Linked DNA regions of Homo sapiens: region 2 is linked to region 1. A link is a contact called in ENCODE Hi-C data. All regions are on one chromosome and are shown on one strand. Each heading gives the region's core, a stretch centred on a gene start or an enhancer-like site at or near the end of the contact. The rest is flanking DNA. Distances are from core to core; before and after follow the strand shown.

Region 1 (4,324 bases), core at 1,596-4,095:
GCAGAGAGGAATTGTAGGGTTGGAGCCCCCACATAGCATCCCAGCTGGAGCACTGCCTAGTGGAGCTGTGAGAAGCAGGCCACTATCCTGCAGACACCAGAATGGTAGCTCCACTGACAGCTTGCACTGTACACCTGGAAAAGCTGCAGGCATTCAACACCAGCCCATGAAAGCAGCCATGGAGGCAGTATTCTACAGAGCCACAGGGGTGGAGCTGCCAAAGGCCTTAGGAGCCCACGCCTTGCATAGCATGCCCTAGATGTGAGACATGGAGTAAAAATAGACTATTCTGGAGCTTTCAGATTTAATGACAGCCCTGTTGGGTTTCAGACTTGCATGGCACCTGTAGCCAATTGGTTTTGGCCAATTTCTCCCTTTTGGAATAGGTTTATTTACCCAATGCCTGAACCACCATTGTATCTTGGAACTAACTAATTTGTTTTTTATTTTACAGTCTCATAGGCAGAAGGTACTGGTCTCCGCTGGGACTTTGGACTTGGACTTTTGAGTTAATGCTAGAATGAGTTAAGTCTTTGAGGGACTGGGCCAGGTGCAGTGGCTCATGCCTGTAATCCCAGCATTTTGGGAGGCCAAGGTGGGCAGATCATGAGGTCAGGAGATCAAGACCATCCTGGCTAACATGGTGAAACCCCGTTTCTACTAAAAATATAAAAAATTAGCCAGGCATGGTGGCAGGCGCCTGTAGTCCCAGCTACTCGGGAGTCTAAGGCAAGAGAATGGTGTGAACCTGGGAGGCAGAGCTTGCAGTGAGCCAAGATTGTGCCACTGCACTCCAGCCTGGGTGACAGAGTTAGACTCTGTCTCAAAAAAAAAAAAAAAAAGACTTTGGGGAACTGTTGGGAAGTCATGATTGTGTTTTGAAGTATGAGAAGGACATGAGATTTGGGAGGGACCAGGGCACAATGATATGGCTTAGCTCTGTGTCCGCACTCAAATCTCATGTTGCATTATAATCCCCCAATGTTCAAGTGGGGCCTTGTGGAGGGTGATTGGATCATGGGGGTGGTTTCTAATGGTTTAGCACCATTCCTCTAGTACTGTCTCATGATAGAGTTCTCATGAGATCCGGTTGTTTAAAAGTGTGTTGCACTTCCCCCTTTGTGCTCTCTCTCCTGCTGCCATGCGATGACATGCTTGCTTCCCCTTCTGCCATGATTGTAAGTTTCCTGAGACATCCCCAGCCATGCCTTCTATACAGCCTGGGGAACTGAGTCAATTAAACTTCTTTTCTTTATAAATTACCCAGTCTCTGGTAGTTCTTTTTACAGTGTGAGAACAGACTAACACAGATGGGTAGTCTGCAAATATTTTCTCCCATTCTGTGAATAGTCTCTTCACTCTATTGATTGTTTCCTTTGGTGTGCAGAAGATTTCTAGCTTGATGTGATCCCATTTGTCCATTTTTGCTTTGATTATATATGCTTTTCAGGTTTTACTCAAGAAATCTTTGTCTAGACCAATGTCCTGGAGTATCTTCCCAATGTTTTCATAAAACTGACATGAACAGCAACTGAATTGCTGGACTGGTTTAGTCACCAGAAGTGGAAGTCTTCGTGGTGTACCTTTGAAGTATTGTAGTGGAGACAACAAGGAAGAAAGACCCTACAGTGAGCAGAGCTCTGGGCAGCAAGATTGGCAGAACAAAGAACTTACATAAAGTTCAAGGGGTAGGAAAACTTCTTCTACCCACCTGGATATGTTATGGACCAGAAACCACTATTGCCAGTACCTTTTCCTCTGTTTCTAAGTGGAAAACACTTATAATCATTCCTCCCACTATGATTTGGATAAGTTAATCACATTTTATAAGATCCCAAAAAACCAGTTCTGAATCTTATCAGAGATCCTGCATTTGGAATTGGATAAAGGAACGAGATGTTATTGGATAGCAACTAGATGTTTCTGGAGAAAGAAACTAGTTGTTTTCCTTTAGTGAAGGAATATTTCCACTTCCATTTATATAGGGAAGAGCTAATTGGGGCTTTTTTTTTTTTTTTTTTTTTTTTTGAGGCAGAGTCTCACTCTGTTGCTCAGGCTGGAGTGCAGTGGCGTGATCTCGGCTCACTGCAACCTCCACCCTCCCAGGTTCAAGCAATTAACCTGCCTCAACCTCCCAAATAGATGGGACTACAGGTATGCACCACCACACTGGCTAATTTTTGTAGTTTTAGTAGAGATGGGATTCCACCATGTTGGCCAGTCTGGTCTTGAACTCCTGACCTCAAGTGATCCACCTGCCTTGGCCTCCCAAAGTGCTGGGATTACAGGCATGAGCCACTGCGCTTGGCCCTAGTTGAGGAATTTTTGAAATCAGTAGTTTCCCTCTTATCTACAGGGGATATGTTCCAAGACCCCCATTGTATGCCCAAACCACTGATGGTACCCAACCAGATTGCCATCAATTGGAATACATTTCTGTTTACATATTCCACCCACAAACTTAATATCTTTTCCATTTTAACTTAGCACTTATCACGCGGCCATAACTTTTCCAATTTGAAGTGCAACAGCAAAACTAGCACGGATTCCTGTTCCTTCTTCACAATCTCATGGATAGAAGATTTGTTCTTACTGTAGATCTTAGCAACTTCAGCATATGATTTTTTTTTCTTTCCTTATTAACTCAAAACTTCTACATCTCCACTTAAATGGAGCACTTTAGGGATTCTTTTTGCCATATCCAAATTGCCAGGATTACTACTCTCATGCATGGGCCATTATTAAGTAAACTAAGGGTTCCTTGAACATAAGGAGTACCCATACCTCTATGGTCTGAAAGCAAAGTCAGCTAATAAGTGATGCAGGCTGGTAACTTCTACAGTGTGGATACACTGGACAAAGAAATGATTCATGTCCTGGGCTGGGTGAATCAGGATGTGTGAGATTTCATCATGCTACTCAGAACGGTGTGTAATTTAAAACTTAACAATTGGTATTTCTGGAATTTTCTACTTCATATTTTCTAGAATGTAGTTGATCTCAGGTAAGTAAAGCAAACCACGGATAATAGAAAGCAGAACCACAGATAAGAGAGGATATATGGTTCAAAGACTAAATAAAAAGGGAAATTGGAAAGATCATAATCTTAGACAATTTGACATTTCAGATATAAATACGACGCACACACATATAAAGAACATAGAGTCAAAGTGACAAATATTGTCAGTTCTTTCTTATATTACATCATAAATCAGTAGAATTCAGATTTATATTCCAATAGGGATTACAATAAAATTTGACAAGACGAACCTAAAACTTAAAATTAAAAAAAAATGTGAAAATCACCAGAACAAATTTTACTTCATTAAAAAATTAATAGCATTATTGAAATATAATTGACATACAGTAAAGTGCATATATTTAAGTGCATACATTTTGATAAATTTTGACCCTACAGTTAAGACAGTGAACACATACATCATTCCTAGAAGTTTCTTTGCATCCTTTGTAATCCTTCCCTTCCGACTCTCCCTACCACTGGATGGGTATAGATAGATTTGTAAATTAATGTTTTTTGTCTTTCATTATTTTAAAGATGTTGCTCCACTATCTGCAGGTTCTTGTTGTTTTGGATAAGAAATCTGATGCCATCCTCATCTTTATTTCTTTACGTTATATAATGTCTGTTTTTCTCTGCTTTTAAAATGTTGTCTTTATCACTAGCTTTAGGCCATATGATTATGATATGCTTGGTGAAGATTTAAAATTATGCGTCTTTCGACCTTTGGGTTTGTTGAACTTTTTCATACTGTGCACTATAGGGTTTTTTTTTTCTGTTTTTAAAATCAAATTTGTAAGATATTTTAGTCACAACCTCTTTAGCTTTTTTTTTCTGTACCATTTCTCTCCTTTCCTCCTGGGATACTAATCACACATAAGGTAGGCTGCTTGAAGTTGTCACGCTGTTCCCTTATCTTCTCTTCATTATTATTTTTTAGGGTTTTGCTGTTTCATATTCTATAGTTTCTATTTCTATGTGTTCCAGTTTATTGATTATTTCTCCTGCAATATCCAATCAGCCATCAAATCCTTCCAGAGTATTTTTTATTTCTGTACGAATTTTCAGTTTTGGAATTTTGATTTGGAGTATTTTTTAACCTTCTATGTTTCTACTTAACATGCTCAATCTTTCCTCTAGCTTTTCAGTCATGTGAAACACAGCTATAATAAGTATTTTAATGCCTATTAATAATAATGTGTGTGTTAATTCTAGTTTGCTGCTGATTGGTTGCTTTTCCGCCTAATTTGGGGTTGGATTTTCCTGCTTTTTATATGGTTTTTCTATAGAATGCCAGCCATTGTT
Region 2 (4,516 bases), core at 708-3,207, 380 kb after region 1:
TCTCCATTTTAAAAATAACTATTATTCAGCAAGCTTTTAATCACTTATTTTCAGGTTTCCAAGATTCTTCATATGCTGCCTAATTTTTCAAAAATTTGAAAAAGAGAAGAAACATTTCTGTAAAAAATAGTTCTTTCACGTAAAAAGAGTAGAAGAAAAATGTCAGAGATAAGGGGAGGGAAAGAATGAAAAGTCTGTGAGCAAGATGTCTGTCTCGTATGTTTGTGAGTCAGAGGAAGAATTGGGAAAAAAAAAAACCTATGGGGAGAGAGAAGGAAACAGATTGGGAGACTAATTTAAAGCAGAATCAACTAAAAGGAAGTTGAAGATTTGAAAAAATAAGACAGCAGCATCAAGAAGAGAAAGTCTGTTGAAAAGAGAAGCAATAAGAAAAACTTGTAGCAATTCATGTATATGACAAATTCAACCCACGTTTAAATAAAAATGCAAAGATTTCAAAAACACCAAAGAAGGATTTAATGAAAGGTTCTCATCACCCACAAATAATAAAGATTTTTTCCCTAACCTTTATTTTATTTATTTATGTTTTTGGACAAAGTGCATTTACTCTCAAATTTCTAAGCCTTATGTTGCTCTCTTGTACCATTTTCTCATTCATTTTACAATTATTCTTAAGGCCAAATAAGTTTTGACATGCAAATTTATGTTCTGTTCTTAAGTATGTTTCCCTCTTCCATCCCAAGAAGGTAGTTGGACTGCCATTCAAATTATCTATAAAAATTATCTAAAGTAGTACACTGAGAAAATATGCTTAGGCTTCTGGGTCTATGTATGTGATATCCTAGACGCCCCCCCAGATGTCATACTCACTGAAAGAAATTAAAGTTCTAGAAAGTAAATATTAATGCATATCAGTTCTTCCCTCAGCTGGCAAGAAACTAATCAATAATCAGAAGCCAAAAAATAAAGTGAAAGAACATTGCATAGGGATAGGTAAGTGTTCACCAACCCACCTGACTTTCACCTGGAGGCATCTGCTGAGCCTGGTGTCCCTGAGTATCTGTTCTGATGTTATGACAGGAACAGTGAGCCAAAGATTAATCCTAGCTCCTACAAGATGCAGAATCGAACAGAAGACTCCATATGCAGTTGGCACTCCAGAAGGCTATATCCCCAGTGCAAGGGTGAACTGGATATAAAAGCACATCAGAGAGGAAATCTGTTTGTCTTGATGGACAGAAAGAACAAAAAGAAATCCCCCTTATAAAGAGAACAGAATCACTGAGCCTCCAAAAGGTTTATAACTCAAGTGCTAAAGGGACTATTAGTAACAAAATAATATATTGGCTGTTATTTTTTAATATCCATTATCTTGACAAAATAAAGGAACCTATGTCCAGATTGTAGCAAAGAGAGGAATACTGAAAGAAAATGTATTTCTTTTATTGAACTTGGAAGAGACTGAATTCAGCAGCAGTATTCCTGTGTGGACAGAACAAAAGGATACAGACAAGAAATGTCCACTTTTGGGGCACCGAAAGGAATTTAATTAATAGCCTCACAAAGACAGAGATTGCAGGTAATTACTCAAGGCCCAACAGACACAGGGATCACTGAAGGAGTCCATGTAATTATTGAAGGAAAAAAAAATGTCCTTTCATGTTCTCTTTGCAGGATGCATGGCACCTGAGCACCATAGAGTCCTCATTCTCTCCTATTCTAACTACCCTAACTCTGATTTAAATAGCATCTCTGAAGTATCTACTCTGAAGCCAGCACTGAGATAAGCAAAGGTAACACAGAAATGAATGAGATATGCTCTGAACCCAGGAGGAGTATAGTCTGGGAGGAGAATGAATGAAGACTGATGCATTAGTTAAGTAACAGAAAAAATGATATGCAACAGATGTCTAGAATGGCAAAGTATGGTGGGAAAACAGGAGGCAGAAAATTAGCTTTGATGGAGACAGACAGTAGTTGTTTCTCAGCTGAATCAGAGGAAGGGGGCCCGAAGAAAAGGAGTAGAAGAGCTTATTTAGTGAGTAAGAATAAAAGAATGGTATTCCAGGAAGGAGTCATGGCATGGGAACAGGAACAAAGACGTGAAAGGACTTTGTGTGTTTACGTAAAGATAAAATGTGCTATAGGGTAAATCATCAGCCAAGTAGCAGCAGGAGCAGCTAGTTTCCCATGCAAGAAGCTGCCGGGCCAGGGGAAGTGGACTCCTCTGGTCAAGTTCTCCTCCACAGCAAGGAGAAAGATGAACCATTGCTGACTTAGGTATAGCAGTGAATCCCTGGGTATTTCTAGATACATTCGCCTGGGAAAACGCTATTAGCTACTAATTTGGGAAACATATGGAGTGGTAATTGGGGTTTGTGATGTGGGAGTACTGAGAAATTCACTTGCTGATAACACAAACACAGAGAGGACACAGGTGATGTCAGACTTATTATAGAAGGTTTTAAATTTGCATATGTATATAAAATGAGTTCTTTTACATCCCAAGAATCTATTAGAGGCCACAAAATGAAGACATGATGCATTCACTCATTTATCCAGAATTTTTAATCACTTACTGTGTATCAATTATAAGTCTAGTGCTGAAGGCATAGCAGTGAGGACAAGATCAATGCTCACATGGCATCCAATTCTACTAGAATCATCAAAAATTGATGAGTCTTGATGTAATTAGCTGCAGCAATTAAACAGATATGGTTCAAATGACATTGCAAACATGATGTGCATCAAGATAACCTGGATAGTTTTTTTTTAACAGAGCCTAGCTCCAGTCACTATCCATCTTGTGCTTTTTAAGAAGTTTCTCCGGGGAACTTTGATATGTAGTCAGGTTCAAGAAACAGTCACATAGATCATTGCTTCTCAAACCATCTGTGGTGAAAGTCCAAGGTGTTTTTTTTTCATGTTTGTCTTTTTTTAATTTCTGATCTATAGTAGACCAATATATTATAAAATACAATAAGAAGTTATGAGAGATTCTGCTTGGATATCTCAGTAAAGTCAAATTGCTCCAAAAGTTCCTAATTGTTTACCCTCAATTCCTGTACCTCCCTAATTGTGGTGGGCAGGTATCAGTTTGCATAGCAGCTCCAGAACATTTTGAGTAGTACTGGTCTAAATTACAAGTGGTTTTGAAATTCATAAAGGAACGTCAATGTTGTTTTGTGACCCAGGAAGACAGCACAAAGAAGGTAGAGGTAAGAGGGAGAAAAACCACTCAAGGAAGAATAGCATTCACAAAGACACAGAGAAAACCCTACTTCTTAGGGTAGTTGTCATCAACTATGCAGTAAATGTTTGTGTATGGTATTATCTTAGCAACTATAGAAATTAAACAAGTGAATCCTCATTTCTGAGAGACTGGTTGTCTAAGTCAGTGAAACAACTAAACACAGCTCATGTTGGTACAAAGTAATTTTTATATTTACAAAATATTACAGACATGTACCCATATATACATTCAGATATGCATATCTTTAATATTTTATATTTTATATAGATGAAGAGAACACATATATTATACATACCTGTGTACACACATACATGTTCACTTGTGTGTCTTTTCCAGTGTATTGTATCCAGGACTAATTACTATTGATTTTACACAACCATTCCAATACCCTCTTCTACAGGATTCTTTGTAGACAGTAAGGAGTGAGATATAGGAAAGGTAGTTTAGAAGTGGTCTATAGTAAACCTTTATTTGTTTATTTGTTTTAGCATAGTGATTTATCTTACCTAAAGGGATGTTCACCTCAAAAAAATCCCTTTGTAAGTCATTTGGCATTGTATAAACATCTCAGTGGCCCATGCCATAAAACAACACATCAAGGATGTATTTTATTACTTCATTCAGCAAGCAGCTTAAATATTAATTCTGTTTACTGTAGGAACTTAAAAAAACAATTCAGCTGCAGCCAAAGGTCACAGTAAGAGGCAGTGAGATGTCAACTGAGGGACTCACTGCTGTCTCTACTCCCCATCCCAAACTCTCCTCATTTATCCTGAAAAATGGGCAACCCGAAATGTAAATGCAGATGTAGTGTTCTTCCTATAGGTCACCTGATGACATCCCCAAAACTACCTTGTTGTAAATTTAGAATTTCTACTGATTAAAGTCAAACCCCATAGAGAATACTCCAAATAGGGAAAATTTAGATAAGAAAGATTAGTTTAACTCTTCTAGGAAGTAAAATTTTTATTCCTTTTTTTAGATTTCATTTACCCTATTTTGTGAATGAAAGGCAAAAATTCTTCCATGTCAATAAAAAAATGATTTGAATCTAAATTCTCTGATACTGCAATAGATATGCAACAATCTCTTAAATATTTTCCTCTTGGTTATAGAAAGATGTTCATTTCAAAATCTTCAAATGTGTTACTTTTATCTGTAAACAATTTATATCATAGTATTCAAACAGGGTTTAGCATTCTTAGAATTACATAACAGAAAACAGTGCTATGCAACTTCAATGATAATATTTTAGATGCCCTTATGGGGAATTTGTGAATAGTTAAGTGGGAGGTCTATATT

What was found. Hi-C counts contacts between places; a loop is a spot of excess contacts on that map.
Region 2: a map of endothelial cell of umbilical vein shows a loop between it and region 1 (2.9-fold over the local background). The contact joins two enhancer-like sites. A Hi-C loop is called at or near these places in 2 of 168 maps with a recorded cell type or tissue (Calu3 and endothelial cell of umbilical vein).

What each region holds. Positions count from the first base shown.
Region 1 is chr5:130,330,411-130,334,734 of GRCh38, forward strand. No RefSeq gene overlaps it. Among named protein-coding and RNA genes, the nearest start is that of CHSY3-AS1, 430 kb to the left of the region's middle. Within about 2 kb of position 2,846, at least 2 of the 41 ENCODE cell types and tissues checked have a DNase peak (open chromatin) inside an H3K27ac peak, as active enhancers do; they include endothelial cell of umbilical vein, where a contact is called at or near this core.
Region 2 is chr5:130,708,719-130,713,234 of GRCh38, forward strand. No RefSeq gene overlaps it. Among named protein-coding and RNA genes, the nearest start is that of HINT1, 450 kb to the right of the region's middle. Within about 2 kb of position 1,958, at least 2 of the 41 ENCODE cell types and tissues checked have a DNase peak (open chromatin) inside an H3K27ac peak, as active enhancers do; they include endothelial cell of umbilical vein, where a contact is called at or near this core.